Linked DNA regions of Mus musculus: region 2 is linked to region 1. A link is a loop called in an ENCODE intact Hi-C map of the cell type or tissue named here. Cell type or tissue: left cerebral cortex. All regions are shown on one strand. Links, peaks and the distances in the headings refer to the core of each region. The heading gives the core; the rest is flanking DNA. Region 1 holds the start of Ppm1e (protein phosphatase 1E (PP2C domain containing)). Region 2 overlaps Ppm1e (protein phosphatase 1E (PP2C domain containing)).

The links. A loop is a pair of places that touch in the nucleus more often than their neighbours do. Peaks named below come from ENCODE experiments on the same cell type or tissue, not always from the same donor. Only the 100,000 strongest peaks of a DNase experiment are listed, where the experiment ranks them.
Region 2: a loop joins it to region 1, with 2.2 times the contacts of the local background. A loop is called at or near these places in 3 of 42 quality-filtered maps.

Annotation. Positions count from the first base shown.
Region 1 is chr11:87,349,569-87,365,495 of GRCm38, forward strand. It overlaps Ppm1e (protein phosphatase 1E (PP2C domain containing)), which reads right to left and starts at 9,426. Exons shown (of 7, transcript NM_177167.4): 1 at 8,881-9,426. The coding sequence starts at 9,335. It overlaps Gm33937 (a long non-coding RNA gene), which reads left to right and starts at 7,961. Exons shown (of 5, transcript XR_003949755.1): 1 at 7,961-8,325; 2 at 8,458-9,302; 3 at 10,277-10,374; 4 at 10,596-10,700; 5 at 11,066-12,176. In left cerebral cortex, for the core only: no CTCF peak of the experiment used is centred there; DNase peaks (open chromatin) are centred at 7,855, 8,569, 8,976, 9,583 and 1 more place; H3K4me3 peaks cover 2,829 bases; H3K27ac peaks cover 2,490 bases.
Region 2 is chr11:87,271,350-87,287,276 of GRCm38, forward strand. The region is part of intron 1 of Ppm1e (protein phosphatase 1E (PP2C domain containing)); the gene reads right to left. Among named protein-coding and RNA genes, the nearest start is that of Gm22883, 39 kb to the right of the region's middle. In left cerebral cortex, for the core only: a CTCF peak has its summit at 8,508 (motif pointing left); DNase peaks (open chromatin) are centred at 5,413, 7,670 and 10,991; H3K27ac peaks cover 591 bases.

The sequences.
Region 1 (15,927 bases), core at 4,791-12,790:
TCTTAGAACTCAAATTACTGAACACGCACAGAAAATCCTATAGGACATAATGAGAGAAGTGAGGAGAAATGTGACTTTATTTATTTATATATATATATGTATATACATGAGAGAGAGAGAGAGAACCATAGATTGCCTGCATCTTAGAAGGGACTTTGGACGTTAAACACCTTTAGAACTGTAAGACTATGGGACTCATGTCATTGGACTGAGTTTATTTTGCATTACTAGGTAGATGGCAACAAGCCAATGGGAGAAGGGACAGAAAACTATAGCTTGGATGTAAAATGTGCAACACGGGGTCATACATTTGAACACTGCTGTTTGGGAAGGGTGTGGAACATTTTAGAAGGGGTCTCGCTGGTAGACACAGGCACACAGGGGCAGGGTTTAGACAGTTCTAGGTAGCCCAGTTCTGGCTCAACATTTCCATTTCCTCATCTATCTAGATAGAACATGTCACACCTAAAGCTCTGCCACCATAAAGGGCATCCCACCCACCATGCTTCTCTGTATCCTTTTCCCCTAGGCTGCTTCTTGCTTCTGTTGAATATTTTTTTTTCTCAGCAACAAGTCACACACACACACACAGAGCATGCACGTATAATTTGTCAACTTGTCAGGGTCTGCCTATGAGGGAGTTGCAAGACTGGCTTAAATGAGATTGGAAGATGCACTATGGCCGGCACTATCTCATAGCCAGAGTCCTAGGATAAACTTGAGAAGGCAAGCGAGGTGCTGGCGCTCACTTCCATCTGCTTCCTGCCGGTGTTCTCCTGCTCTGTGGCTGCAGCTGCATCCTCAAGCTGTGAGCCAAAATAAACCCCCCTTCCCTTCTCCTGCTTTTGTGAGATGCTTTGTCAGTGATGAGAGAAACAAGCAATGCACAGGACCTTGGTATTATAACCCAGGTTAGCTAAACTCACCATCCTCCTGCCTCAGGCCTCTAAGTGCTGGGGGTTATGGGCTTGTTTTGTTTGCAGTGCTGGGATCAAACTGCTTGTCATGCCTATGCTACACATGTTCTCTGCCACTGAGCCACATCTTCACCCCACTACACCAACCTCTCTCTCTTTTAATTCCCCACTTTAAAACATGGTTTCACTATGGAGCCCTGGCTGGCCTCAAACTCAGAAATCTACCTGCCTCTGCCTCCCAAGCGTGGAAATGAAAGGTCTGTGCCACCAGGCCAAGACCAGTCTTTTTGTTTGTTTGTTTGTTTTTTAAAGATGTATTTGTTTATTTTATGTATGTGAATACACTGTCATTGTCTTCAGACACACCAGAAGAGGGCATCAGATCCTGTTACAGATGGTTGTGAGTCACCATGTGGTTGCTGGGAATTGAACTCAGGTCCTCTGGAAGAGAAGTCAGTGCTCTTAACTGCTGAGCCATCTCTCCAGCCCTGTTTGCTTGTTTCTGAGACAGGAGACAGGGTTTCTTTATGTAGCCCTGGATGAACTCACTATGTAGACCAGGCTGGCCTTAGAATCAGAGATCCACCTGCCTGTGCCTCCTGAGTGCTGGAATTAAAGGCGTGTGCCACCACTGCCCAGCAGACATTTCTTATATACCAATGTTTCTTAAACACACAACACTTTTGCTTGAATTCTACTCGTTTCTGAAACATACTATCTTTTTTGGAAAAATTATGTTTAACTAAGTAGGGCACAACAAAAGTTTTATGCAGTAGGCAGTGGGTAGGGTACACCTTTAATCCCAGCACTCGGGAGGCAGAGGCAGGTAGATCTCTGAGTTTGAGGCCAACCTGGTCTACAGAGTTCCAGGACAGCCAAGGCTACATTAAAAACAACAACAACAACAACAAAACAACAACAACAAAACTTGTGTTTCTGTTACAAAGTTCAATCTTAAACTTAAAAAAAATATATTAATGGGTGTGCATGGGCATGAGTGTGTGTGTGTGTGTGTGTGTGTGTGTGAGTGTGTGTGAGTGTGTGAGTGTGTGAGTGTGTGTGTGAGTGTGTGTGTGTGTGTGTGTGTGTGTGTGTGTGTGTGTTGGGTTCCGGGGATGTGGTGGGCGGTATGCACACAGAAGCAGGAGAAGGAACTGGATCCCTCACAGCTGGAGTGTGGACGTTACACCCGTCTTGTTAGGGAGTGCCAGGACTTTAATTATGGTCCTCATCCTTGCATAGCAAGCCCTCAGTCTCTGAGCCATCTCTCTAGCCCCCAGTTATTGCAGAAAAATTTAAGTTATTTGTCCATTTCATGAGAACTAAAAAATTTTAAACTGGGAAATATAATCCTTAATTTTATTTAATCAGGCACAGGTGAACTGCACAGTTTACAATGCCCTAAAAGTTAGAGCAGGCACCACTATTAATCTCTGAGTCACAGGTTTACTGCGAAATCAGCTGCGTTCAGAGCAAATTACCAATTTCCATAATTACAGCAAATATTAATAGCACTGTCTTCTTGGCACTACTGGGGATTGGATCTGAGGTCTTCCTTATGCTAGGCAAGAGATTCACCACTCAGCTACATCCTCATCTTCAACTCTTGCATTTTGGAAGTGCATGCTATGTGTCCTTAAACTTGCTGTAGCACAGGCTGGCCTCAAATGGGCCATCCTACAGCCTCCATCTTCAGATTGCTGAGAATTACAGTTATGCACTACCGTGCCTGGCTTAATTCTATATTTTGTATATAATAGATTTTTACCATTTTTCTTTTGCTCTTATGAATTTAGCTACACCTTACTGTAAAGATCACCGGTTGAATGGAGGAGATATAGACATTAGACACGAGTGAAACAAGAGCTTATAGAGTATGCGCTGGGCAGTCTGGAAGGGGACATAGAAGGGTCACAGGTCATCATAAGTGTGGGGATGGTTTCCTAAACAATGCACAAAAGATTGGGCTGAGTGGTGGATGGAGTGCATTCCCAGCAGAGTAAAAGACACGATTGGGGAAATGCAGATATTATTTTTTTTCTTTTCCATTTTTTATTAGGTATTTAGCTCATTTACATTTCCAATGCTATACCAAAAGTCCCCCATAGCCACCCACCCCGGAAATGCAGATATTAAAGAGAGAATAAGATATGCACACTGTCTTAGTCTGCTATAGCTGTGTAGTTGCTAGAAGTGGATGGGGAGAGGGATACAAAGTCTCACTCCCTACAGCTCGGCTTTGCCTAAAGAAAGGTCCAGCTTTGTCCTCGGGTCTGAGGAGGAACGTCTCCAGAATCTCTGATTACATCAGAGATAGTCCTAAGTGTAGATGCCAGTGAGAATTCTGAAAACTGGGACTTGGGTGGGACTCAGAATGTCATACTCTGAGCACTGCGCCACATATTTGCACTGGATGATGTACTCCTGAGCATAGGACACTCTTGACTTCTGCTGCTTTTGTAGAGTACACCTCTTCCTTGGGCTGGTTTTAATCTATACCTTGTCCTTGCAATAAACTATATTCATAGTGGTCAATGACTTCTATTTGTCTTTCTAGAGAATTCCTGGATTTGAGGGTAGTTTTGAGAAACCCCAAACATTCAGCGCTGGTCTTAGAAATGAGGGTGGTCTTATATGATCTCTTTCTTCTAAACTTTGTTGAAATTCTGTCTTTAAAGTTGGGATCAGAAGTCTTGTATTAACTCACACAGTAAAAGAAGAGAACTGACTCCCAGAAGCGCGCACACACACACTATACATATATATGTAATATTATTACTAATATTAGTGTATATGTACAGTAATATATATTAGTAATACATATTACTACTAAAATTTTTTAATGTTTTAGTATAACACTTAAAAAATCTATATAATCTGAAGCTGGAGAGATGGCTTGGTGGTTAAGAGCACTCACTGTTCTTCCAGAGGACTCAGGTTCAGTTCCCAGCACCCACATGATGGCTCACAACCATCTGTTAACTATGCATGTGGTGCACTGACACAGACATATGTCAACTAAACACAGAGAGAGAGAGAATAAATAAAACTTAAAAAGAAAAAAAATCTATATGACTCAGTCCGATAGTAGTAACTCTGGCCACAAAAAAAGGTAAATAAAATGAACAAGAGGGAATAGTGTAAGTGAAACATTTACAAGGTTAAATAGACAAATCAAATGTGATATCAGGAATATGCTCACGACAAAAAGTATCAGGTGTCAGGCTGGAGCTGGAGCTGAGGGTGTAAGGCTAACCTAGCTTGAAATCCCCACAACACAGCAAACAGCCACTCCCAGATTACCAGGGTTTTAGACACCAGGTGGAAGCTGTTCCATTATCAGTCAAAGCAAGGATGGAGGCAGAGCTGGGAGCCATTAGCACAACCACAACAGCCAATCACGTGAGTGAATGGTATTGAGGACAGAGCAGTCTTGAGATGGTCAAGGACAGAACATCGGCATAAGAAGACGGGAAAGGCTATTTGAAAACTCTCAGCAAAGTGCCAGCCTCAAAGGCCAAGAGAAGAGAAAACCTTGGGAACTACGACTGACACTAAGCTGTATTTATGTCACCCTTTTTGTGTGTGTAAGTCGTCTCCACTTTTTTTAGTGACTTTATTACTCTTTATAAGGAAGTGTTTCATTTTTGAGATGAGTGATGATTTTCATGTGCATGTACGTAAAAACGAAACAAAGCTGAACGATTTTCTGACCTTTCCCAAAGTCATTCATGATTCAACAGAACTGAATTATTAGTGTCTATAACTGGTGATTTTGTCTTCCAAACCATTCTAAAAGTGCCATCTTCAATGCTACATCGAGCCATCTGTAACTACTTAACTTCGCCAGCCTGCTGTGATAGCTCCCTTCCCCTTGGGAAGCCCATCCCAGCCGAAAGGAATAACCGAGAAAACAACTGCTTTGAAAATGTGACAACTCAGCTTTAAAATGAGACTTCAGTGTATTTGATCCTCACAGATTAAAACAAATTGATTCTTAGTGTTGCATGGGGCTGGGGGACGCACAGTACTGACTGACTTATTAATCTATGCAAGTTGCTTATACCCTCGAATTCAAGTTGAATATAACATCAGTTATAATGTCTTAAGTGAGAATTAGGAAGTCAGGAGATGTGGCTTAATGGTAGAATGGATACCTACCAGGAGAAAAGGAGCCAGGCATGGGATCCTAGTACTTGGAAGATGAAAGCAGGAGAACCTTTCCATAGGTGGGATGGGAGCTGTTGATATTTTAAAATTATTGCTCTTTCAAAATTACATGTTGCTTTTGCCTAGGAATGGGATACTGATATACAAGTTTTATATTTTGAAGCAGTAAGGTAAAATTTTTATCCTAAATATTACTCTAAAATACTTTTTAGCCAGAGATGGTAGCTTACCCCATTAAGCCCAACACTTAGGAGACAGAGGCAGGAGAATCTCTATAGGTTCCAAGCCAGCCTGGTCTACATAGTGAGCTACAGGGCAGGCAAGGCTATACTGAAACCTTGTCACAAACACCCAAATCTCAGCCTAGTGGTGGTGGCTTGTGCCTTTAATTCCAGCACTCAGGAAGCAGAGGTGAGTGGATTCCTGTGAGTTCGAGGCCAGCCTGGTCTACAGAGTGAGTTCCAGGACAGCCAGGTCTACACAGAGAAACCTTGTTGAGAGAAAACAAAACAAAACAAAAATCCAAATAAACAACAAAACCAAACCTCCTCTCAAAAAGATTTCTTTACTTTTATTTTTTTGTGTGTGAACTGTATATATGTACACCACATCCGTGCTTGGGCCCATTGAGGATAGGAAAGGGCACAGGATCCATTGAAGTGGAGTTAAAGGTAGTCATGAGCCACTAGACATGAGTGCTGGAACCAAATCTCCATCTGTATACAATAGCAGCAAGCGTCCTTCTCCAGCTTCTAAGACATTTTCAAGTTGTCTAAACCTTCACTCTTTTCTTAGCTACATAACTTGGTTTTGTTGCTGCTGCTGTTTGAGGGGTTTTGTTTTGGGACAGGGCTGCTATGTAGCCTGGCTATTCTGGAAATCTCTCTGTAGATCAGACTGGTCTCAGAACTCAAACAGATCAGCCTGCTTCTACCTCCCTAGTACTGGGATAAACGGTGTGGGCCAGCACTGGCCTGCGATCTTGCTAACTGTTTTAAGTCACTTCTGAGTTTACCAAGATTAGGAATAACAGATGTCTTCTGTTCTTAGTCTCAAATGTGAGAGAACCAAATAATGGAGGAAAATGTGTTACTATACTACACTCCTAAGCAAAATTTCAGCTGGGCATGGTGGCAAAGGACTGGGAATATAGCCCAGTGAACTTGGTGAACATGCATGAGGCCCTAAGTTCAATTCCCAAAACAGGTGAAGAGAAAACACTGAGAGAAGTTGATATAATGTATCTTTTTAAGTCTTCTTTATCTATTTGTGGTCAGCTTTACTTCTAGGGACAGGAGAGAAGACTTGGTGGTTAAGAGTCTCAAAAAACCAAAAAAAAAAGAGCACTTACTGCTCTTCTGAGGACTGGAGTGGGGTTCCCAGGACCCATGTGTCAGCAATTAGCATCAGCCTGTCACTGCAGCTCTAGAAGATTCTACACCCCTGGCTTCTGCAGGTGCCTGCACTCACACACACATACCTACAAAGAGGCACATAATTTTCCCAGACATTTGAGGTCATCATTCCCTCTGTGACAGGTGTTTTGAGAGTCGGAGATTAAGCCAGGAAATGTTGGAATCATTTCTACAAGACTCGTTTTTTGCTTTTTGGTTTTTTTTCCAAATCTGGATAGAGGCCTCACATGTAAAATGAAGAGCTTGAACAAAACAATGGCCGAACACTACAGTTGGCTGATCCTGATTCTCCTAAGTCTTTTTTTTTTTTTTTTTTTTTTTTTTTGGTTTTTGGTTTTTCGAGACAGGGTTTCTCTGTGTAGCCCTGGGTGTCCTGGAACTCACTCTGTAGACCAGGCTGGCCTTGAACTCAGAAATCCGCCTGCCTCTGCCTCCCGGGTGCTGGGATTAAAGGCGTGCGCCACCACGCCCGGCTTTTATCTGGTGTTTTTTTTTGGAATAAAATAAAAACTAAAAATGTCATTACACATTTTGAAACATTTTTTTCATTTTGAAACTTTTACACCCACTAAAAACCTTAAAGATACATCACATAAACGAGCCAGCCATTTTATCTCGACTAGCATCAGAATAAAATACAGTACAAAGTCTGATATTATGTGAAGTCAGAGTATAAGTGTCCAATTTAAGGGGAAATAATATTTTCTAGCTGTAATTTTGCTAGTTTTAACTCAAACACAAACTTCTGTGCTTCATTGGCAATCACCTTCTCATCGTAATCATTTTTCTAATTGATATGTACATTTTGATTAATCTTGTTTCCTTATCACATTAAAAATAAAAAAACACCCACATCTTACCATTTCATTCTGTGCATCTCAGTTTTAAAAGCCTTGAAATGTTCAGACTGTACTACATTAATGGCAGTATGGGAGCGTCCCTAATCCTTAAATTGTTCTGGGAGCATATGTGTAAGGGTAAAAACTGTCCAGATAGTACTAGTCTGAGATAAATCCCTTCACTTTGGTAAATACTTCCACTATATTTAAGTGTCTGAATCATGTAATTTTTTTAAAATGGCATTCTGTAGGTCCTTTTCTGTGATAGTTAAAAAAAAAAAAAAAGAAATACTCAACCATTAATGCTGTTTATCCCCAGGTGGTGGTATTACACGCCATTTTATTTTTGCATTTCCCCAAAACACACAATTCCCCTGGTAATTGAACAGTATTTTAAAATTAATTACTGGATGGTTTATAAAGTGTGGCATCCGCACAGTCCAATTCTACAGATCTGCTCAGTGGCTTTTCCCTTTGACAGGCTGCTGCTTTTAACAGGAGAATGGTTTGATCAGTTGTCTATGAGGTCTGATGAAGACAAAATAGCTTTCTTTTCTAGCCCCCTCCAGGCTTTGGAGAAATCCAGGAAGTGGGTTTGAACTTAGCCGCAGTGAATCTTGCGATAGTAAACTTTTGGGGTGGTCAGAGTAACACCTTTCATTACAACTATTAGCTGAATGGCAAAAGACTCTCGGGTTTCCCAGTGTTTGCAGAGGCATTATTTCAGAACAATTCCATTTGGAAAGAAACGCGATTGTAAACCGTTTCTATTTCAAGCCCATAAAAAGCAGAACTCGGATGAAAGGCAAAGCCTTGACCTTTCTATTTTAGACTTGCATCTGGGTAGCTAAGCCATCTGCTTTTCTCCCACCTCCCACCCCATCTACTTAATGGACTGAAAATACTGCACTTAATTGCAATTTTATCCAACCAGGCTGACTTTTCTGACTTACGACCTCGTCTTTTCACCTAACGGCTTGCTCGGTAGGGTTTTACTTACCCTTCCTTCCCAATTCCTCCCTACCGCTCTCAATTATATGCTGTCAAATGTCTGCAAAGTATGATACTAGGCTCTCACGTAAGAAAGCCATCTATAGAGCCTTTTCATTTCAACAGTGAGCGCCTGACGGAAAATCTAGGGGTCTGGGCTCCTCTGGGCACCGACGGTATTAGCTTTGTTGCGGTTATGTAGAAAGGCACCTCTTACTGCCTGTAAAGGAGTCGCGCGTCCCCACCGCCCAACAAGGAACGCAGCCCGGGAAAGGACAGACAGACGAAGGTGGGAGGAAACCCCGGGAAGAAAGGCGCAGGGAAGAATGGGGAGCCCAAGACGGGAGGGAAGACCTTGGCAGGAAGGTTCTGGAGGAAGGTGTGCGAAGTGGCCGAGAAGCTGGCCGAGAGGGCCAGCGAAGAGGGGCCGGGGGCAGGCGGGGGGGACCCCGCCCGGGTGCCCCGCGGGGACATGGGTAGCGGGGACGGGAACCCAGGCCGGCACCCCGGGGATGGCGGCCCACCCGCGGCCGAGCCCCGCTACTTAACTATTTGTAGAGCTGCTGCAGGCACAGGTCCAGGCTCTCGCCCTCCACCTCCTCTCGGGTGATGCGCTCCGACAGCGGCCGTGGGAGCGGGGGCAGCGGTGGCAGCTGGGGCTGCGGCGGTGGCGGCACGGCCGAGTGCCCCGGGGCAGCCGCTTCCTCCTCTTCCTCCTCCTCGCCCTCCGTCGCCGTCTCCTCCTCCACCGCCTCGTCTTCGGGCTCGGGGTCTTGGTCCTGCTCCCCCTCCTCGGTCGCCTCTACCGTCGCAGCGTCCTCCCCCGGTTCCTCCCCCGAAGCCTCGGCCGCCTCAGCCGCGACTAGCTCGGCTTCGGGCTCGGGCTCGGGCTCGGATTCGGGTTCGGGCTCTGGCTCGCCGCCACCGCACGGTCCGCGGAACTCGCCCAGGAACAGCTCCAGGAAGCGCCGGTAAGTTTTCTCCTCAGGGATGCAGCCCGCCATCGTTGCTCATGCCCCGAGGTCCACCGGGAAGGGGGTGGGAGGTGAGCCCAGGAGGAGGAGGGGGCTGCTTCGGAGCCTCGCCTCCCGCTACGGAGGGGGAACGGCCGCACGGGCACCGGCGATCAGCACTGGGTTGCCTGGAGAGGGCTCCCGCAGGCGTGCGCGCCACCGAGCTCGGACGTGCGCGGCCCGGGGGCGGGGGCGGAGCGCGCCACCCCGCTCCGGTCTGGAGGGAAAGTTGGTGGCGGGCGCGCGCACAGGGTCCAGCGGCGGCCCACCCGCAATCCCTACCGAGAGCTCAGCCCACGCTGCCTAGAGACTGTCGCCATGGCAACCGGTTCTAATTAAGAATTCCAAGGTCCCTCCCGTCGAGTCTGTGGAGTGGTAAGGACGCTGGACTCCTGCACTCCAACTTCGAATGGTCTTTGTGGGGTGAAGACCCTAGTTTCATGATAAGCACTGAGACATCTCTGTTGGTTCCACCAGGAGTGTACTGACTTCAGTTTCCTTATCTGCTTGCCTTGCCGTAGTATATCTCTTGATCCGATGGCACGCAGTAAACACCTTTTACTAATGATATGTGTTGAAAAAGTAAAGGTCCAGGCACGAGCACCCAAAAAGGGTAGTTTCCTTTGTCTAGGTTCTTTCGTTTGATTCTATGTATCCTCCTTTCTCAAAAAGATGAACGTGAGAAATTAAACAGTAATTCGCTTGCTTAAAAGTCAAGACTTTCTAGCTGTGGCATTGGTGTTAGAGCCCCTTTCAAAGTCTCCAAAGCCTTTAGAATCTTTCCCCTTAACTCTGCTCTATGAAAATCTAGCTGTGCCTCGTATCTACACAATGTCTTATTTATATAGGGCTTTGCAGTTTACACGTGTTCGTCTCTAATCCTCACAGCCTTTTAAGGCAAAGGTTATTACCGTTAGGATTCTGTTTTACAGATGAGGAAACAAGCCTTCAAAACAGTGACTTTGCTCAAGGTCAAAAGCAAGCGATGCAACAAGAATTCAATCCGAGATTGAAGTGGTAGATTTCACTTGTAAGTTTTCCATCACCCAAAAACCCCTGCTTAGTTTCTGTATAATGCATGTCATTATATTATATTATCCTACCATATAATCCGTATTTTGTCTATATTTTGTTTGTTCTTCCCCACCACCTCCTGTGTCTCTTCTTACTCCCTCCCCCAAGCTAGAACTGAAATGACTTTAAATTATTCTAATTTTCTTACCAAACTATAAACAAACCTATTATTTTCAGGCTTCATGGTGATGATGTTGGTGGTGGGTGCTTTGAAGATGCTGTGCTGTACAGCTGTATGGATGATAGCATCATTGCTGCATACTACCACGTCCACGGCAGCATGTAATTCAGCACAAACATAGTGATTTTTCCCCTCTGCTTTGAAAAAACATGTACTCACAAATTATCCACTCCATCTCTCCATTTATTGTTTCTGGGTTTCAGCTGGATTTAGGATCAGAAATACCATTTCCAGTCAGTTATTAATGACAGAAGAGGGTGCGTTCTCACCAACTGTTTTCCTATAATGCTGTATTTTTAAATCCCTGACCCGATACTGTTATTTTAAGATTAAGTGGGTTGAACTTACTAATGGTATCATGTAAAATAGAGTTCTATGCTCTCTCCTAGGTCAAGATTAAATAATACATGATAGAAAGTGTATAGTAAATAATGCACTTAGAATTTTTTCTATTTTTTTTCCTAAGATGAATGGAAAGACCAAACTAGTCTGTAGAAAGAAACTGCTCCATGGGATGCCAAGAAAGCCCTCAAAGTCATTTGTTTTCGACCTACTTGCTTACTGCCATTTCAGAAAAACTAGAGAAGAGCTGGGGTGCTGGCACAACCCTTAATCCCAGTACTCTGGAGGCAGAGACCAGTGGTGCTCTGAGTCCTAGGTCAGCCTGGACTGTCAAGTCCTAGGTCATCCAAGGCTATGTAGTAAGACCTTTAATAATAATAATAATAATAATAATAATAATAATAATAATAATAATGGAGTGACAACTTTCTAGGCTGCAGCAACTTTAAACGCCAATTTTACATTCCAACAAACTCTTACTATCCCCAATTTTAACACAGTGACATTTTAGTTCAGGAGTGCATAGCTGTCAATGCTAACAATTCATGTCAAGCTTCTTACATCATAACGTAGCAGCCTCCCTCATTTAGATGACATTTGTGACATTAATTTATGACTCAGCCCACACATCAAAAGGGAAATGATATATGTTGGTAAAACAGTACTTCTAAGAATAAAAGAAAAAACCCACACCTCTGCTGCTGGAAATGAGAGGCGTCTTTGCTTATATTAATGAAGACACTTTTTTACAAAGATCAATATAGATCCTATTGCATTCTTCTTAGCAAGAAAGCTTTGTCAGTGGCTGCTGGCAGAGGTGGTGGGATCTCAAAGCCGCTGTGTAGGTGGGCTGGCCGATGTCGAGTCGCAGTTCGTCCTTCCTATCACCCTGCTTCCCTGTCTCCTCACACCTCCAGGTCCATTCTATTGCGTTTTTATCTAATAGAAAATGTGACGAGCCCTGGCACATTCTCAGACTCTCAGAGTCATTTTCTACATTCGCTTGGTTTTTCTCGGACCACCTGAACATCCTTCCCTGCTCTCAACATAGCCCGTTCTTTTTTCTCATCTTTGAATTTGTGTGCATCTTCTCTGGAAAATAAGACCAGACTTTACCGCCATTGTATTTTAAAGTAAATTTCATTATTAGCACTTGATGTGATTTTAGGATTTGCTGAAATATGTAATGAACTTTTTCATTAAAACTCAAGCCATGAAAAAGCATAATGTATGTAGAATGTAAAGTGATTTCTTTTGAAATATCTTTCTTACAAAAAGTGTTGTTGTTTGTTTTTGGTTTTGTTTTTTTGACTTTTTCCGAGACAGGGTTTCTCTGTGTAGTCCTGGCTGTCCTGGAATTCACTCTATAGACCAGGCTGGCCTCAAACTCAGAAATCCACCTGCCTCTGCCTCCCAAGTGCTGGGATAAAGGCGTGCGCCACCACGCCCACCTAAAGGGGTTCTTCTAAGATCTTAGCTTGTGGAAGGAAATGCACAGTATCCTCTTATGGATCTCCACGGGCATGTTTGTAAGGGTAGAAAAATGTTGAATTTAGTAGCTTCTTGTATAACCAGACATTTTCTCAGATGTTTACCCAAGAGAAATAACTTGTCATACACAAAAAACATGCATAAAAACTTGTACATAAATGTTCACAGTTCTATTTATAGCACCTCAGACCTGGAAGCAATATGAACAGGTAAGGAACTGTAGTATATTCACACAGCAGAATACTACTTGTCAATAAAAATAAATGAACTAGGGGCTGGAGAGATGGCTCAGAGGTTAAGAGCACTGACTGTTCTTCTGAAGGTCCTGAGTTCAAATCCCAGCAACCACATGGTGGCTCACAACCATCTGTAACGAGATCTGGCACCCTCTTCTGTATTGTCTGAAGACAGCTACAGTGTACTTACATATAATAAATAAATCTTAAAAAAAAGAAATAGCATTCATTACTGAAAATATAATAAAAAAATAGATGAACTAAGGCCCAGCAGTTGTTGGTGCACACCTCAGATCCCAGCACTTGGAAGACAAAAGTAAGTGGATCTATAAATTTGAGGTCAGCCTGCCCCAAATAGCAAGTTCCAGACAACCAAGAATACAAAGAGAAACACTGTCTTTAGAGAAAGAAAGAAAGAAAGAAAGAAAGAAAGAAAGAAAGAAAGAAAGAAAGAGGAAGGAATAAAACAAAACAAAAAACAACAAAACAAAACATACAAAATAAACAACCCCCACAAAAACAAAAACAAACAAAGAACTAGGCTACATGTATTGGTACATGCCTGGAATCCCAGGACTCAGAATACAACAGGAAAAAAAGGAGAAAGAAAGAAAGAAAGAAAGAAAGAAAGAAAGAAAGAAAGAAAGAAAAGAGAGAGGGGGAGGGGAGGGGAGGGAGAGAAGAGGGGAGGGAGAGGAATGGAGTGGAGTGGAGTGGAGGGGAAAGGAGAAAGAAAGAAAGAGAGAGAGAGAGAGAGAGAGAGAGAGGGAGGGAGGGAGGAGAGAGAGAGAGAGAGAGAGAGAGAGAGAGAAAGAAAGAAAGAGAGAGAGAGAAGGAAAAAGAAAGAGTTGAAGCCAAGCCTTGGTACATAGTAAATTAAATGCCAGCCTGGGTTACATAAGAGATTCTCTTATGTCAAAACAATCAAACAAAACAAAACAAACAAACAAAAAAACCCAGACACACTGGATAAACTTCACAAACATGTTGAGAGGGCTGGAGAGATGGCTCAGCATTTAAGAGTTTCTCATTGCTTCTCTCATAGAGAACCTTATTTTAGTTTAGAGCACCCACATGGAGGCTCAGCTCTAGGAGAGCAAATGCCCTCTTCTGGCCTCTTTGGACACCAGGCAGGTATTTGGTACATATACATATATACAGATAAACACAATAAAAATGAAAACATACTGAGACACAAAAATTACACAATAGAGTCTGGAGAAATGGCTCAGTTCTTGAGAGCACTTATTTTGCAGAGGACATGGGTTTGATTCCCAGTCCCCACACAGCAACTCACATCCTCTATAACCCCAGTTCCTGGGAGCTGGATGCCCTCTTCTGGCCTCTGCAAGTATGAGATAGGCATATGGTGTACATAACATGCTGGCAAAACATGATACACATAAAATAAAAACATTTTCAGTTGCACAGAAGGATTTATATTATATAATTTTATCCATATAGGATATATCCATTGGGATGATGACATTCTAAAAGAACAGGCAAGACTAAGCCAGATGAGGTATGGTAGGTGACACATGCCTATAATGCCAGCACTCAGGAGCCTGAGACAGGAGGATTGCCAAGTTTAAGGTCAGTCTGGGATGTACAGCCAGAACATCTCAAGAAAAGCAAACAAATAAACAACAGCAAAAGAGGGTAAACTCACCAGATGTGAGCAAACAGGCTTTTCTTTGAAACTGATGCTGAGTAGGAATTTATGGAAGAGTAGCAAGAATGAATATTGTGAGTTCATTAACACGTTCTCTGTCACTGAGTGTAGTGGTGCACACCTTTAATCTCAGCCCTCAGGAGGCAGAGGCAGCTGGTCTCTGTAAGTTCGAAGCCAACCTGGTCTACAGACAGCCACAGAACACTACATAGTCTCAAACAAAAAACAAACAAACAAACAAACAGACAGACAAACAAACAAAAAATGTTCTCTATTTAACTGGGTGGTTACATGAGTTATGAGTTATTAAATTATCAAAGTATTCATTAGAGATAATAAGGATGTACCTCATTGGTAGAGCACTTGCCTAGTGTGTAAAAAGGTCTAAAATGTGCATTTAAAATAAGTGTGTTGCTGGGCAGTGGTGGTGCATGCCTTTAATCCCAGCACTCGGGAGGCAGAGGCAGGCGGATTTCTGAGTTCGAGGCCAGCCTGGTCTACAGAGTGAGTTCCAGGACAGCCAGAGCTACACAGAGAAACCCTGTCTCATAAATAAATAAATAAATAAATAAATAAATAAATAAATAAACAAATAAGTTGTGCATAAATACCCTGTCTCATAAACAAACAAACAAACAAATAAATAAATGTGCTGTACATAAATTATACCTAAATAAAGTTGTTGTTTTTTTAAAAAGCATTGACTTCGGTGTTGACCCTTGTCCTCCTTGCAGTCATCTCCAGCCTTTCCTCCCTTGTCCTACTCTGTATTCCACGGAGCTGACCCATTTAGGCTGAGTTCACCAGGCTCCACTGACAGCTGCCTTTCAGTTGTCATTGCCCAGTGGGAGGCACTGACAAGAAGTTATAAGTGAGGAGGGCAAAAAAGCCGCAGCATTGCTTTATCCAGTCCCGAGTCTGTTTTCTCGCCTTTGTATTTTGCTCCCCTTAAACGCCTACTGGACTGTGGATAGTGACCTGAGTCCCTGAGCTCTGGAAACATCATCTTCCATTTTTCCTTCAGCCTATGGATGGTGGCAGCTTCCAGGTTCCTAATTTTGGAGAAATTAGAGAAGTCATCTTATAGACGTTTTATGACTGTATAAATAATTTTCTGCGTGTGTTTTAACTAAAATGATATAATAACAATATCTTAAACTATGCAAGGATTATAAGGGACAGAATTTAAAGTGGATTAAGCTGAAATTAAAGCAATTTTAGGTCTTGAAGATTCTACTGGAACAGAGTTTACCTAAAACAAAGTTAGCAGTGGATTATTTCTTAAAATTATCAAGTGCAATACGCAAGGCAAGGAGAGGTTTTAAAAACAATCTGCAATAGAAGAAGCATATCGGTATTCTATATAATAGGTATGAGTGGACGCTGATGTAAATATGGACACCAGCGGATAATGATAAACAGTGGCAGTTTATCAGTTATAAACACCGTATCATAGTAGCACAGGATGTTAGAAACAGAGAGAAAGGAAGAAAGCAAACATGCTAACTCTATCCCAACTTAAATATGCTCTAGAAATACTCCATCAATTTGAAATTTAATGTTTGATATATGAATAATTAAGGTATG
Region 2 (15,927 bases), core at 4,117-12,116, 79 kb before region 1:
ATTTAACCAGGAGAATTCCTGAGAGAAAATTCCTTTGTCAACTAGAGGTCACTTAAGATTGCTTGAATTTGTGTCAAGTAGAAACAAGCCCTGTTTCCCAGAAGACTAGTCTGGATGCTGCACAGTCTCCTTCCCAAGTTTGGCCAATCTTTCTGACTTTCTTAGTGTTTAATTTATGATATTTAATGGTTCTTTTTACATACTATCAATTTTTTGTAGAGATTTTATTATTTTTAATTATGTACTTGTGTGTGTGTGTGTGTGTGTGTGTGTGTGCATGTGGATGTATGCACATGAGTGCAGGTGCCCATGGTGGCCAGAAGAGGGTGCTGTGAGCCACCCTAAGTGTTAGAAACAAATTTATGTCCGCTGGAAGAGCAGTACATGATTTTAAGCACTGAGCCACTTGTCCAGCCCCACAGTTTACATTGTAACTTGGATGAGCTACAATGTACTTTAAGAGGTAAAGATTTAAAAATCTTGGGCTGGAAAGATGGCTCAGCAGTTAAGAGTACTGACTGCTCTTCTGAAGGTCCTGAGTTCAATTCCCAGCAACCACATGTAATGAGATTGGATACCCTCTTCTTATGTGTCTGGAAACAGCTACAGAGTACTTACATATAATAAATAAATAATTTTTAAAAAATTTTGAGCATACACGTACAAATAAAAATTTTAAATTCAAAATTCTTTAAAAGTGTGACAAAATTATTTAGTCACACTAATAGTGCATGACATAGCCATGAGCTCCATGGGTGATAACTATGAATTCTAGGTATTTACAAGTGAACTGTTGAACATACATGACTCAGTAAAGGCAATGAGAGCACTGATACACTTGTGGATACACAGGAACAGACACAGTCAGAGCAGATGTCCTGCCCCTGCTTTATGTCTGCGTTCCTCCCTCTCCCATGTGATACCACAAAATAACCATAATCTTTGGTGTTAAGTAATGAATAATTATGGGAAATAAAGAAAAATGTAAAAATATAGAATTACTTTTGCACAGGTATGCATATTCTGTTTTAGTTTTTTCAAAACAGGGTTTCTCCAGGTAGCCCTAGCTGTCCTGGAACCTTCTCTGTAGATCAGGCAGGCCTTGAACTCAGAGATGGACCTGCCACTCAAGTGCTGGGGTTAAAGGTGTGCACAATCGACCGGGCGGTGGTGGCACACACCTTTAATCTCAGCACTTGAGAGGCAGAAGCAGGTGGATTTCTGAGTTCGAGGCCAGGCTGGTCTACAGAGTGAGTTCCAGGACAGCCAGGGCTACACAGAGAAACCCTGTCTCGAAAAAACCAAAAGCAAATCAAAAACAAAAACGAACCCCCCCCCCCAAAAGAAGGTGTGCACAATATCCCATGCATTCTTTAGCGATCACTCTGTGCACTCTGTGGGAAATCACAGGGTAGGTAAAGGTTTGCTTTGGTTCTTTGGTTCAGAATACAACGCCTCAAAGTGCAGTGCCCTGGGGTGAATGCTCTGAATGCAGGGAGGACTAAAGATCCTGAAAGCTTAGTCTGTGGCTTTCTCCTGCCCCCTCCACCCCGATCCTTTCTGCTCCTCCCCACCACCTCTGCAACTGAGTCATGAAAGCAGACACGTCTTCTCCGATATGTGTCACAGAAAGTATAATTTCTTTCCTCAGAGCAAACCATAAAACCTAAAAGAGTGCATCTTTCCTTTTTCCTTGAAGACCATCCCAGAGAGTCCTACCACACTCCTAGGAGGCCACAAAGCCAGAAGTGACAGACCTCACAGGGCCCTTAGGTCTCTGGCCACTAAGTAAGACCTTTGTGTGACCTCATGTCTACATGGCTGGCCATTCGGTATTCATCTAACCAAAGCACAAAACAGTTTCTCCCAGGTCTGTATTTCAGGCGCCTCCTGAGTCACATGAAATGCTTTCCCTTATTAATCTCCCCTTCCGTTGCTGCCATGAACCTTGGTGATGAAGGAGGAGAGCTGCCACACCGGCCTGCCCACACTTGTCTTGGCCATCGGTGATCTCTGTGTCCGGTTTGTGCGACTCACTGCCCCATCTCAACGTGACTTAGCATTGCTGTTGTTAACCATGGTCTTTTGGCTAAGGAGGTGTTTTCCAGGCTTCTCAAAGCTCCTTCCTCAGAAATAAGATGGTCTAAACTATGAGACAGAACTAACCCTTTCTTTCTCCTGGAGACGGGCACTTTACATCCACATTTTTCTTCTCCTAAGCCCATAACGCAACCTAGTCTTTTGGCAAACATTACCGGATGAATCCAAACAGGAAGAACTTCCATGGAACGTCCAGTCAGGGCTCCGTATGACAGTAAAGCTCACAGAAGCAAGGGAGGACTGAGCATGTCAGGACTAAGTACAATGGGGTACCCCAGGTTGGACCCCCACGTACCCCCTTATTTTAGACCCCTCCTCACCTCAAGCAGTCCTGGGCTACTGAAGTGTTTGCCACTAGCAATGTTAACGTATTAACGGGAATGTCAATGGACCACAAGGTAAGTCTGAATTTCATTTAATAATAATTAACCCATGAGCCAGGCAGTGGTGGCACACACTTTTAATCCCAGCACTCAGGAGGCAGAGGCAGGCGGATTTCTGAGTTTGAGGCCCACCTGGTCTACAGAGTGAGTTCCAGGACAGCCAGGGCTAAAAGAGAAACCCTGTCTCAAAAAAGGCACCCCCCCAAAAAAAAACCAACCAAACAAACAAACAAAAGAAACGGCCCCTGGTGCCTGTCTGTGATTCTGTTACCTGTCTAGCTGCTGATCCTCTCTCCCTCATAAATAGTTCCCCGAAAAGAAACAGACTCCTTCTTGTTGAACTTTGAGCCATTTTCCATCCTAAAGTTTTTCTTTAATTTAATTTTTTTTGGCAAGTATACAAAATGTCTTCATACATGTATATAACTGCATCTTGCTTATATTCACCCAGCTTTCCCTCCCCTTCCCTCTGCCTCCCTTCCTCCACACAGGGTAGTCCAGAGCTACTGAATCCTCCCAGAGGGTCCTTGCCTACACCCATGGCTTGAAAAGGTTTTCCTCAATTTACATAAGGTGGAGAGACTTTAGGGTTAAGTATGGGCTCAGACAGTCTGCACGATTATTCTTTGTCCTTTCTTATTTGTATCCCCTTTCCTTCTTTCTCTCTTTGTGGCTTCAGCTAAGCCTTCAGATGCTGCAGTGCAGAGGCCTGAGAGAATGAGCACTTGTCTGCTCCTGGTTCCAGAGGAAAGGCTCTCTGCTTCCCTGTGTAGCCGTGTGTTGGCCACAGCTGGTTGTTCATGGCTTATCATGTATCGCGCTGTTGCTTCTGTTCTTAGTGTCTTCAGATCATGAAGGGATGTTGGACCTGACATGAGGCTTTTCTGAAAACATCCATGGAGCTGACCTGTGATTTCTGTCTCTGAAGTCTCTCTGTGTACTGTATTAGTAGCTTATTTCTCAACTTTGAACCATCCTTGCTGTGGTGGTTTGAATATGCTTGGCCCAGCCAGGCGGTGGTGGCACACTCCTTTAATCCCAGCACTTGGGAGAGTCTAACAAATGATATTGATAACATTTCTGTGCTTATTTATATATTTACATCTGCATCCACATGTTCAAGTGTATACATGCTTATCAGGTAAATGATAAGGTGTACATGTTTATCCTGTTTGATGGATAAGATGTGCATGTTCATCAGGTGAGAAGGATAGGTGTGCACGTCATCAGGTGAATCAGATGGTGGCAGTGACTCAGGTGTGAGGGGAGGTCACGGGTGTCCTGCTATTTTCCACTCTTAGTAGGTGTAAGGCTTACTCAGTTCCTGTGTGTTGCTTTGTTGTACTGGAAGTTACTGTGCTGTTTAAGAACAGAAGGTTGGCCGGGCGGTGGTGGCGCACGCCTTTAATCCCAGCACTTGGGAGGCAGAGGCAGGCAGATTTCTGAGTTCGAGGCCAGCCTGGTCTACAGAGTGAGTTCCAAGACAGCCAGGGCTATACAGAGAAACCCTGTCTCAGAAAAACAAAAACAAAAACAACAAAAAAGAAAAAACCCAGAAGGTTGGTGGTAACCCTATGTAAGCAAGTTACCCATGCTATGTGGCCAACAGCACATACTTCTTGTCTTTGTGTCACCTTTTGTTAATTCTTGAGACATTTCAAACTTCATTATCACCTTCATCATTTATGCTGATCTGCAGTCAGTCATCTCTGCTGCTGCTACTGTGGTAATGGCTTTGGCCATGAGCTGGGCCTATACACATGGACTTAACGGGAAGATGCTGTGTGTTCTGACTGCTCCAGTGGCTGTCCCTGCTCCTTCCCTCTCCTCCGCCCTCACTGTGGTATCAGGATTAGGTTATCTAGTAACTTAGCAGTGGCTGCTAGGTAACCAAGTGAGATGACAAACCATGCACCTTTCTCTTTAAATCAAAAATGAAGTGAGTGAATGTAGGAAGGAAGGCACGTCACACACTGAGATAGGCCCGGGCTTATCTGTGCCCAACGGTTAGCCAAGCAGTAGATACAGAGGAGGAAGGAGGGTGCAGTGCTGCTTCACTGAGCACACCAACACCAGGAAAGCAAATCCTTACCACTGATGTATAGAAAGTGTTAGTATCTGAATAGAAAATCAGCCGGCCACAGCATTCCCGTAAGCCAAAACCTACTCCATAGCTAAAACCTACTTGAACTCTACAAAGGCTAAAAGACAAGTTGAGAATCTACTGCTATGAAACTGGCTCATGAGGTGTGGGGCAAGAAGCATCTCCATCATAGATGAATACAGATTCAGAACATGTTTATAGCTAAGTGGCAATGCCTACTTGGAATGCTTGAAAGCCTGAATCTGACATCTAGTACACACACACACACACACACACACACACACACACACACACCTCACAGTGAAATGCTAATGTAGAAGCTGAACCAGATTATCCAAAAGATGTAGCTAATTTAGATAACTACCTTGGAGGCCATTAAGGATGGGTCCCTCCCTCCCTGTTGGATTTGGATCTCCTGTTTCCCTGGAAACACCAGAAAAACACACATCAACCTCTTAGACCTCCTGTTAAAAGAATGAACTACCTCTAGCCTGCTCTGAAGATCAGAACATTACAAACTATTGTGTCTTCCCTCTAGAGTTAACACAGCTGGGCCTGGCAGGGAGTCTGCCCCTCACCATAGGAAATCTGATTCACCAGAAAAGCATGCTAAGGACAAGACAGGAATAATTATCTTATCCCCTTAATGAGAAAATGGGTTTATCCTTCCCAAAAGCCCCTTCCTCAGTGGCTCCACTTACACAGCTGTGGCTGTGGAGCCTGCCCCACCCCTCTAAGGTTACTCAGACAAATGTAGCTTCTCCTTTCCCTTCCTCTCCTGGGCACAGGGCTCAGCATGATTCCCAGTCACTCTGGGCTCTCCCACTCAGCTATTGAAGCACACCTGTTCCCTTTCCCTCCTGTGGCTGCATGCCAACCTCAACTACTGCTTTCTTGTACCCTAACTCAAAAAAGAGCCGGCTCCTCCCCTCCCCTTCTCCATCATGCCCCGCCCCGCAGCTGCTGACATGGCCCCGCCCCGCAGCTGCTGACAGCTTGCTCACCCTGTTCTTTTTCTCAAACCCTAGTAAAGTTGTCCTCAAGTCTCTCTCCATCTTGTTTTCAGTTTATTAAAAAGGCTAATTCCCTGGACGGGAGTCCGCAAATAAGTTCAGATGATTTCTGAACTTGACAACAGAAACAACAGATTTTTCACCCCTTTCTTGGAGGAAATACCACACAGGACTTCGATGGCCAGAGAGAAGCCACTGCCTGGCTTCCTTGTTGGAGGGCAGGAAGGGCATCACAGTGGAAGCCAAGACTCATTACCCTTCCTCAGGTCCTTCAGAATTATACCAAACTCACTGTTTGTAGCCAGTAAGCGGGACTACAGCACTTGCATGACAGCATGTCTATTTACATGATTTACCAGCAAAATGGAATTTTAAAAGAAGGTTAATTAATATGCCAAAAAGGAGGAAGAAAATGGAATTGTCAGATGTTTGGTACAGTCACAAAAGGCAGAAAATGAATTAAAGACAAAAACAGGAAAAAAAGGACAAGGGTGGGGGACAGAAAACTGATAAATGACAAATACTGAGACAACTGTCTGTTTTCACTTTGTTTATGATCAAATGTAACAATTAATGACAGATTGTTACAATGTATCAATAAGGGAATTTAATAGACATCCATGCTCATGGATTTGAATGTTTGATATTGCTCTTCCCAACTTTCTTTTCTGTTTGAGACTCTTGCCCAATAGAGCTGTATTCTAGCCTGGTGTAAAACTCACTATGTAGCCTAGGCTGACCTTGAATTTATGACAGTCCTCCTGCCTCAGCCTCTCAAGGGCTGGGATTTTGGTTGTGGGCTATTCTTTCCAATTTGATTTAGAAGTTCAATGCATTCCTAATCAAAATCCAAGCAAATTTAAACCTCAACACTAGGAAAATGGCCAGACTGGTCTTTAAAATGGGCTAAGCGTGGAAGCTTGTGCCTGTATTCATAACCACTGGGGCGGCTAAGCCAAGAGGATCAATTTGAAGGCTGGAGGAACTTGGAGCCAGCCTGAGGAGTATTGAAAGACCTCACCTCAAAAGGAAGAGTAGAAAAGGAAGGGAAATGAAGAGAAAAGAACAAGAAAAATAGGCCGGGACCAAGGACCCATTGGAACCCTAGTATGTTTAGTGGCAGCTGGAGCCCTAGTGTGTTCAGTAGCAGTGTGTCTGTGTAGCATGCCCCAGGCTATTGTTTAAAATACTAAGCAAACCAACAAAAATGGGACCAAAACCCAGATACTTCATCAGACCTGAGAAACATATCTTAGGCATACGGAAACGCACCCAACATCATTACATGAGCCCATGAGTGCAAGTCAAACCAGCAGCAAGACAGCACCTAGCAGGTGCCAGACACTGATCAACTAAGGCCGTCAGGGTGTTGAACAGCATAGAATCTCATTTGAACCCACAGGAATGCAAATGAGAAGGGCTGCTTTGGAGCGGTCGAGGCGGTTCAGCTCACATGATTTGACAATAAATTTCATCTACACAATGGTGTACAAGCAATATGCATTTAGTAGAAATAATATTTGGGGACTGGGAAGATGGCTCAGTGCCTAAGGCACTTCCTGCATGCACATACATGCTCTTCCCTGTACTTTTCTCTCAATTTTGCTGTAAGCCAGAAACTGATTAAAAAAAAAAACAAAAAAAAAAAACAAAAAACCCTCTAGTCTCGAATAAGCAAACAAAAGCACAAGTATCCTAGAATTTACACGTCAGGGCAAAGTAGGAAATCAAAGCCTGTTTTTAATGTTTACACTGTGGGAGACACCGTCAAGTAACAACTATGGGGTGGCGACACTGTAAAATGACTGCATATAGAATTTTTTACTATTATTATTCCTTGTTTTCTTTGGGTTTGTTAGATTTAGTAGGAGCATGTGTTATTCAAATTATAATGGCTTCAAATCCATTTTCTAGTCTTTCATTTCAGATTTTAACTTAGACTATGGAGCCTAAGAGCTGGTCTCTGAACCGACAGCAATTAGCATCCATCTAGTGCTAGTGGGTAGTATGTGGTATCTGGCAGCATCCTCCACTTTGCCTATAGCCAAGCACGGCAAGCAAGCCCAGGGTGCTGACGTCAGCAAGCCAACTGCTCCCTGCACCCTAGGCCCATTCTCTACCTAACTATTTATACAACAAGCAAGGCTGCTAAAAAGGAACGAAAATGGTTCTCAGAAGCAAAGAGTGTCTCATTACAGCTAAAACTCAGGTGACATCAAGGTGGTCAAGTCACCACCAGGCATTACAGCCTCCATTCTCCAGCTACAGGCTGTCAGGCTGGAAGCCTGGTGAGCCCTGAGCGTTGCCAGCTGGATAACACACCATTTGATGACCCCTTTCGAGTCAGGTGCAAAGGAACATAGATACCGGCTGACCACCCTCAAGTAGTCTGTGGTTCATTAGAAATATTAAAAGATCACTCTAATTTGCCAGTGTCACATGAAATGTCTCAGGCTTGCCATTTACTGGAGTCTCTATTTGTCAGGCTAAGACACTTGGCAGAGGTTAAGTACCTTGCTCAGTGACTCAAGAGTAAGTGGGGTATGATAAACTCCAGGAGGGCGGGGAAGAGAGTAATCACTACCAGAGACAGTCATTTGTATCCTACGGCTGGCATTTTCACACTCAGATCTGATTTATAGGTTTCTCCTTCAGTAGACTTCACCTCAGACTCCCAGAGCCTCACTGCACACCACTGTTCCTCTCCCGAGTTAGCTGCTTTTTTAGAAGAGTTTTATCAGCTCCTACATTATGGTCAAAGATTGGCTTTGAATCTTGAATGAAATCTGCAGGGCTGGAGAGATGGCTCAGCGGTTAAGAGCACTGACTGCCCTTCCAGAAGTCCTGAGTTCAATTCCCAGCAACCGCATGGTGGCTCACAACCATCTGCAATGGGGTCTGATGCCCTCTTCTGGTGTGTCTGAAGAGAGCAATGGTGAATACATTAAATAAATAAATCGAAGAAGAGGAGGAGGAAGGGGAGGAGGAAGAGGAGGAGGAAGAGGAGGAGGAAGAGGAAGAGGAGGAGGAGGAAGAGGAGGAAGAGGAGGAGGAGGAGGAAGAGGAAGAGGAAGAGGAAGAGGAAGAGGAAGAGGAAGAAGAAGAACAACAACAACCTGCATTCTGGTGCTATCTGTGGGGCCTTGAACAAGTTACCCAACCTCTGAAATCCTTGCCAGTTTGTAAAAGAAAACAGCTGCCTGCATTTCAGCATGGCATAATTCATAGAATTTAGCACAGAGTTATGTTCATCAGTCGTAGCCTTTAGTGAATGACAGACAATAACCCTGTTTCCCTCAGGGGATTGCTGTGGTATGGGATGTTTCCTACCAGTTCACTTCCCACCCCTACACTCTGCTGTGAGGAGGTCACAAGCTGGTGCTAAGGGCCACTTTGCATCCCGCAACCATCAGCCCTGCCCTGGGCCTGTTCACACTGCCTCACGTTTGGCTTTGAATGTTCGGTCTTCTTATTTGTTTAGCATTCCTCTCTGGATGTCTCTGTTAGGATAGAAACTCAATAGAAGAAGAGCCCTTTCCATTTCCATTCACTGCTTCTCCCTATTACCCAGTAAATCAAGTCAGTAGTGAACAACTCTCTGATTGATTCAGTAACTGATGAATGCAGGAATCAGGGAATGTGCAAACCTAGTCCTCGTCTCTGACGGCCTTAGGGTCTTACAGGGAGTCCGTGCTAGTTAAGTAGGTCATCGATACACAACACTGCCACATGCTGCAGAAATAAAGAGATGGCAGGAGAGATTCCTGGGAAAGGTGATGGCCCTCATCTTTTCAAAGAATGCTTGGCTTTGATTCCCAGTGTGTCCTGCTCTTTTCCTCCAACGTGCAGAGAAAAAGCAACAGTGTTGGCTTTTTCTGATAACTCATTTAACCTTCAAAACTGTTGTAGGGACAGACTCCTGACAACCCCAAAGCACAGGGGTGCCAAGCCACCTGCCAAAGGTCACATGACTCAAAGCTAGGCATTCTGCACTGGCCATTCCTTCCATCCTGAGGAGTCACTTTCTTCAATGAAAGGTCATCTTAGGAGGTCATTTTTTAGGAGAAGTTTAGATTGTAGGTCAAGAACCTACCTACTAAGTTCTCAGTGTAGGTTTCATGCCTTAGTAGTTCTACAATTCAAATTCCCTATAACACCACCATTTCTCAGTTTCCTGCCAAATCCACATGCAAATTTACTATAACATCACTTCCTAAAATCTGTTTTCTGAAGAAAGATACATTGATTCTAAAAAAAAAAAAAAAAAAAAAAAAAAAAGAAAAGAAAAAGAAAAAAAAAGGTCAATAGCACATATATTACAAAGAGAATAAACCTTTTTTTGTTTGTTTGTTTTAATTCACTGTCGTTGAACCAGCAAGGTGGTTCACCTGTACTGTGCATGAGGATCTATAGAACTCTGTGCCTATCCTATCAGTTCACTGGCCTGTCAGAACCCCTCTGGTAGTAAGAAAGACAACACTTCAAATATCACCCTTGTTCCCTCAGGCACCACAGCCTTCTGAAACAGGCAAAGGAACACTCTTTGATACTTAATATTTATAAAAATAACAGCTAGAGCTGGAAGTGTAGCTCAGTGGTACAGCACATGCGAGCACGAGGACATGGGTTAGATTGCTATAGCACACATGTGCGTGTGCATGCGTTTGCTCATGGCACATGTGTGTCTGTGCATATGCATGTACATAAGACAAATACATACACTTCTCCAAGATCGTCCTAGGCACAATAACCTGAAGATACTCAGGGATGGGGTCGCTTTACAACTGCAAGTGTGAGAAATCCACCGCTTACACAGCACTAATCTAAGTGTGATCTTTACCTGACACTCCAGTCTCATCACTGACCCAACAATTATTTTTAATTTAATTAACTTTTTGTTTTATTATTTTATTTTTAGACAATTGTGAGCCACCACATAGGTGGCTCAAAGGGTCCTCTGGAAGAACAGCCAGTGCTCTTGTCCTTACTAATGGCTTCTGGACTGATATTTCCCCACCACATCAGGTGCAGGTGCATGACCAATTGTCATGTTTGCTCTTTGTGGTTGTCAGCTTCCAAGCCTGCTTCTATGGGTTCCCTGTCTTAGCCCTTCCCTGTATGGTGCCTGACTCCATATGTGCAACACATATATGGAGACAATAACCACCTGTCACATGCAGATAAGGTGATACAGGACTCTGACTTTTGTCCTCGCGGCTGTCTCTTCTCTCCTGATCACTAGTTCTGAGGGAGGCAAGCTGCCAGGCTGCAGGCAGTCTGAAGGAGGGTCTGCATGAGAGCTAAAGCTGCCAGCTACCTACAACCGTGAGGGGTCTTGGACGCAGAATCTCCTTCCCCAGAAAAGCTCTGAAATAACCAGAGTGGGTTCTGGCACACAGCCTGGACACAGCCTTGAGAGGAACTCTAAGCCAGAACCGTATGACTAAAGCACTCAGATTCCCGACTTCAGAGATGATGTGAGATAGTGACGTTGTTGGGATTTTAATGCTTGTTTGTTTGTTTGTTTGTTTGTTTTAAGACAGGTTTTGCTATGTAGACCAGGCTGGCCTTGAACTCACAACGTTCTACCTACGCTGTCTCTCCAGTGGTAGAATCAGAGGTGTGTACCACGATGCCCGGCCTATCCTTCACAGGTTCTTCTTCCTGTGCCCCATGGCTGATGTGAAGCAGTCCAGTCAGGGTTAACTATAAGAAGTGCAAGTGAACCTGTGGCATGTTCCAACTAAACACAACCATGCAGACCTATATGTATACATATAACCACTTTAACAACTGTTCCCCATGCTTGTCACTGCATTTTTTTTTTTTTTTGTCCTTTAGAACCCTACATCTGCATGATAAAAATGCTGTGTCTGGAAAGTCTGAGAGTTTTTCTTTGGAAACAAAATAATGATGTTTGACAGTGGAAGCAGGGGCTGACTCCAACTCTTTTGCCTGCTTTCGGGACCCTATCCTCCTACTGGTTTGCCACTCCAGCCTCAATGCAGGGTGGCTGGAGAAGTGTGTGTATGTGTGTGTGTGTGGGGGGGGGGAGCCTAGTCTTACTGCAACTTGATATGGCATGGTTGAAAGATGATTGATATCCATGGGAGGCCTGCCCTTTTCTGAAGAGAAACAGAGGAGGCGTGGAGGGGGAGGGCCGGGGAAAGGGAGGGGGAGACTAGAGGAAACAACAGTTGAGATATTAGAAAAGAAAAAGAAAAAAGAAAGAAAACAAATATATTTATGTAAAAAAGGAGAAGATGGAGAAGAAGAAAAGAAGGAGGAGGAGGAGGAAGAGGAAGAAAAGGAGGAGAGAAGAGAAAGCAGGCTGAGCAAGCCATAGCCCTGCATCAGCTCCTCCTGCCTCCAGGATCCTGCCCTGTATGAGTTCCTGTCCACGCAGATTTTGATGAACTGTTATACAGAACTGTGAGAAAATAAACCCTTTCCTCACACACATGCTCCCGAAGGATGTTTGGACCAGCAGAGCTGACCATTGCTTTCAACAAGAATGTTGTGATTTTAAGTGCAATATTGTCAGAAAAATTTAGTATCTGGATACCTGAAGTAGTATGAATATTTGGATCCAAATATGTAAACCAAAAGAGAGACAGAAAAATGACAATCCCATTAAGTTTTCCTTGGAAAAGTGTATCTGCAAAAATGATTATTCTATCAGGAAATGTTTTAAATCCTACATACATGACAAAAATAAATAATACCTGGTATGTTTTACTTAACAAAATGCTGAATTTTCTGCATCCTTAGTCCACACAGATGCTGCGGCATAGCTGGATTAGCTGAAAATCTCACAAAAGGAAAATAAAACACATGCTTGAACATGTATCTTCATTCTATTTCTCCCACAGAGAGAGAGCTGCAGCAAATGCCAAGTTGACTGGAGCCCTTTCTTGGCAGTAAGAAGAAAAGCAAGTTGGCTCACTCATAGCTTAGTGCAAAAATTTCACCCAAAGTTAACTATAACTCCGTGGATTTGTGTATTCCTTCCTCTTTTGTTTCTCTCCTTCTTTATCTCATCCTCACCATTTGGAACATCTTCTAAGTTTTGTTGGGGTGTGGAGGAGGCAGGCTTGAAGTCAAACACAGGCCTGTACACACCTCACCAGCTCTCTGCACACTGAGCCACATCCCTACCATCCTGGACTGTGTTACTATGCAATGTGCTCAGTTTTCAAGAAACTTGGTGCATTTTAAGTTGTTTTAAAAAAATGAAGAGTTTTAGATTATTTGAAATCTTTTCGTGTAAGTGACAGTGTGACCATGTGGTAGCATGTACATAAAGCCAGACAAAGGGTGTAAGTGACAGTGTGGCCATGTGGTAGCATGTACATAAAGCCAGACAAAGGGTGCTCACGTAGTCCCAGCTTCCTGGGAGGCTGATACGGAAGAGCTGCAAGTTCAAAAGTAACAGGGGCTACCCAGCAAGTTCCTGCCTGAGTTATGTAAAAATGAAATAAAATGGCAACAATACTCGTAAAAAGCAATGAGCATCAAGAACTTCCTGCCACTTGCAGGCAAGGCATCTGAAGGCTTGTGATGGGCAGCCTACGTCTTTGTGAAGTTGTTGGTACTTGGCACTGAGCCTGGGACCTCAGCATGCTCATGGCATGGTCTATCACTGAGATATACCCATAGCCTCACTGTCATTTTTTATGATGTTTTTTTTTTCTGGTTAGGATTTTGCAAACCTCTATAATATCAATAAAGAGGGAAAAGAAGCAAATACCCAAACCAGCCTCTACACCAAAAATAACAAAAGTTAAAAAAAAAAGACAAAATAGATAGAAAAACAAGATCTACTAGTGTTCCCAAGAAATAAGTTCATTGGTAAAGATGGCCACAGACAAAGTCAGCTGATGGAAGTAAAAGTGACCAAGTCAGTCAAACAGGCTGATCCCTGACACTTCAGACTTCAGTCCAGGGTCAAAAGAGGCAAAGGACACTATGCTACATACCAATAAATATACAATTTAATTGCTGGGCAGTGTTAGTGCACGCCTTTAATCCCAGCACTTGGGAGGCAGAGACAGGCATATTTCTGAGTTCGAGGCCAGCCTGGTCTACAGAGTGAGTTCCAGGGCAACCAGGGCTATACAGAGAAACCCTGTCTCAAAAACACCAAAAAAATGTAATTAAGATCATAGAAAAATTGTAAATATATAGGCAACAAGTGTTGAAGTTCCAAGTTTAGCAAAACACACACCAGTGAGCATGAAAGCTCCGATAGGTCCGGAAACTACAGTAAGAGACTTCAAGACTCCACACTCACTTCTAGTTAAGTTACCTAATATAAGCATGCACGCGCGCGCGCACACACACACACACACACACACACACACCTGAAATTGTGTGCTCCACTCTAGATCAAATGGACCCTGTGTTTTCTACAGGACAGTCTATCCTGCAGACAAGGAATATACATTTTCCTTAAAAGCCCATGGAACCCTCTCCAAAATGGATCACATTCTAGGTCTTAAAGCAAATCTTAACAAATACAAAAGAATTCAAATAATTTCATGTGTCTTATCAGATGATAGTGGAATAAAACTGGAAATCATTAGCAAGAGAAACCCAAACACTACATAAATACTCGGAGAGCAAGAAGTGAATGCACTGTGTGCCAGCTGAAGTCACGGAAGAAACCAGCAGTCCTTGAAGTCAAATAAAGCGGAAACTCAACTCAACAGAACTTTGGAGAGCCACCAAGACAATTCAAAGAAGGAAGTTTGTAGTTATGATTGCTTACATTAAAAATCCAGAGAAATACCAAGTAAGTAACTAAGTGTGTGCCCCAGGGTCTCGGAAAGACAAAACCAGCTGGGCTTGCTGGCTTGTGCCTGGTGTCCTAGTAGTTATGAGATGAAGCCAGGAGAACAGGAGTTAAGGGTTGGCCTTAGAAATAGTGTGATTTCAAGCCATCCTGGGCACATATGACTGTGTCAAAATAGAAAAGAAAATCAAAACAAAACAAACCCCAAAGCATGAGGCAGAAAAATATAATAAAGATCAGGACAGAAAAGAAAGAGCGGAGACTAAAATAGCACATGAAGTCAAGAGTGGGTCCCTTGAAAGACTAAGTAAGACTACCACTCTAACCAAATTTTATAAATTTAGAAACAAAGAAGGAGATGTGTGAAATGTCACTTCTATTCTCCTGATATAATTGTTGACTCAGAGGCTTACAGCTAACCTAGACCTAGTCCTGGAAGCTTCTAGCCTCTGTACAATGTTATGTAGGCCAAGAATGTTTTGGGTCTCTGAGACTTACTGCTGAATAAACTCAGCCTTTTCTAGTTCTTTCTGAGCTCTGGATAGTTCATTCAACTCAGCTGTTCTAGCTCAAACTGCTGTCCAAACTGACTGATTCAATCTGGCTTCTCTCTCGGTCTCTCCTGAATTGCTCTGCTTGGCTGCATACTAACTTTGGCAATATGTTCTAATCTGGCTCCTACTCATTCTCTGGCTCATTCTGTCTTCATCTGTGTCTAGCTTGTTCTCTCTTCGACATGTCTCTGTAAAACTCCCCTGGTAGAACTGCCTCCTCTCATTCTCTCTGCACTGCTCTCTAAGTAGCTTCCCTTTCTCTCTCTCTTCTCATGAGAGTTGGGCAGATCCTCTTCTGGCAAATCATTCTCTGATTCATCACTTTGTCTGCCACTCATTTAGACATCACTTTTAAATGTGGGTGGTTCCTTCTACAAACTAACTTTACTCTTGTTGTTTGGGATTAAAAGTGAGTACTAAGGATGTATCTGTATTTCAGTAAGAGAGAGATTAAAGGTGTATGCTAAGGACTGAGCCACACCACTAGAAACATATTTTTTTCTTGAGGTCACAGTGTGATCAAAGATGTTACAACAACTTCCAATGAATAAACCTGACGACCACTGTAGAACACTTTGAATATTATATTGCTCCCCAGAGTGGAAACTCTAGAAGAAATGGATAAATTTCTACAAACATATAACCTAACAAAATTATACCAAGATTATAAGCAATCTAGGCAGGGCTATAACCAAGCTGAAGTACAATAAAGAGTCTTCAAAGAAAAGCTCAGGACTGGAGGGATTTGCTACTGAAATCTACCAAGTCTTTTCCAAAGAGTTAGTACTAGTGCTCCTCAGATTGTTTCATAGGCTAGGAAGGGAGGGGATGCTACCAAATTCATTTATGAAACTAGCAATACTTTGATGCTAAATAAAACCACGGGATACAATAACAAAAAGAAAGCTATAGATCGATATCTCATGAGCATAAGTAAGAATACTCTCCATAAAATACTTGCCAGTTAAAACCAGCAAGA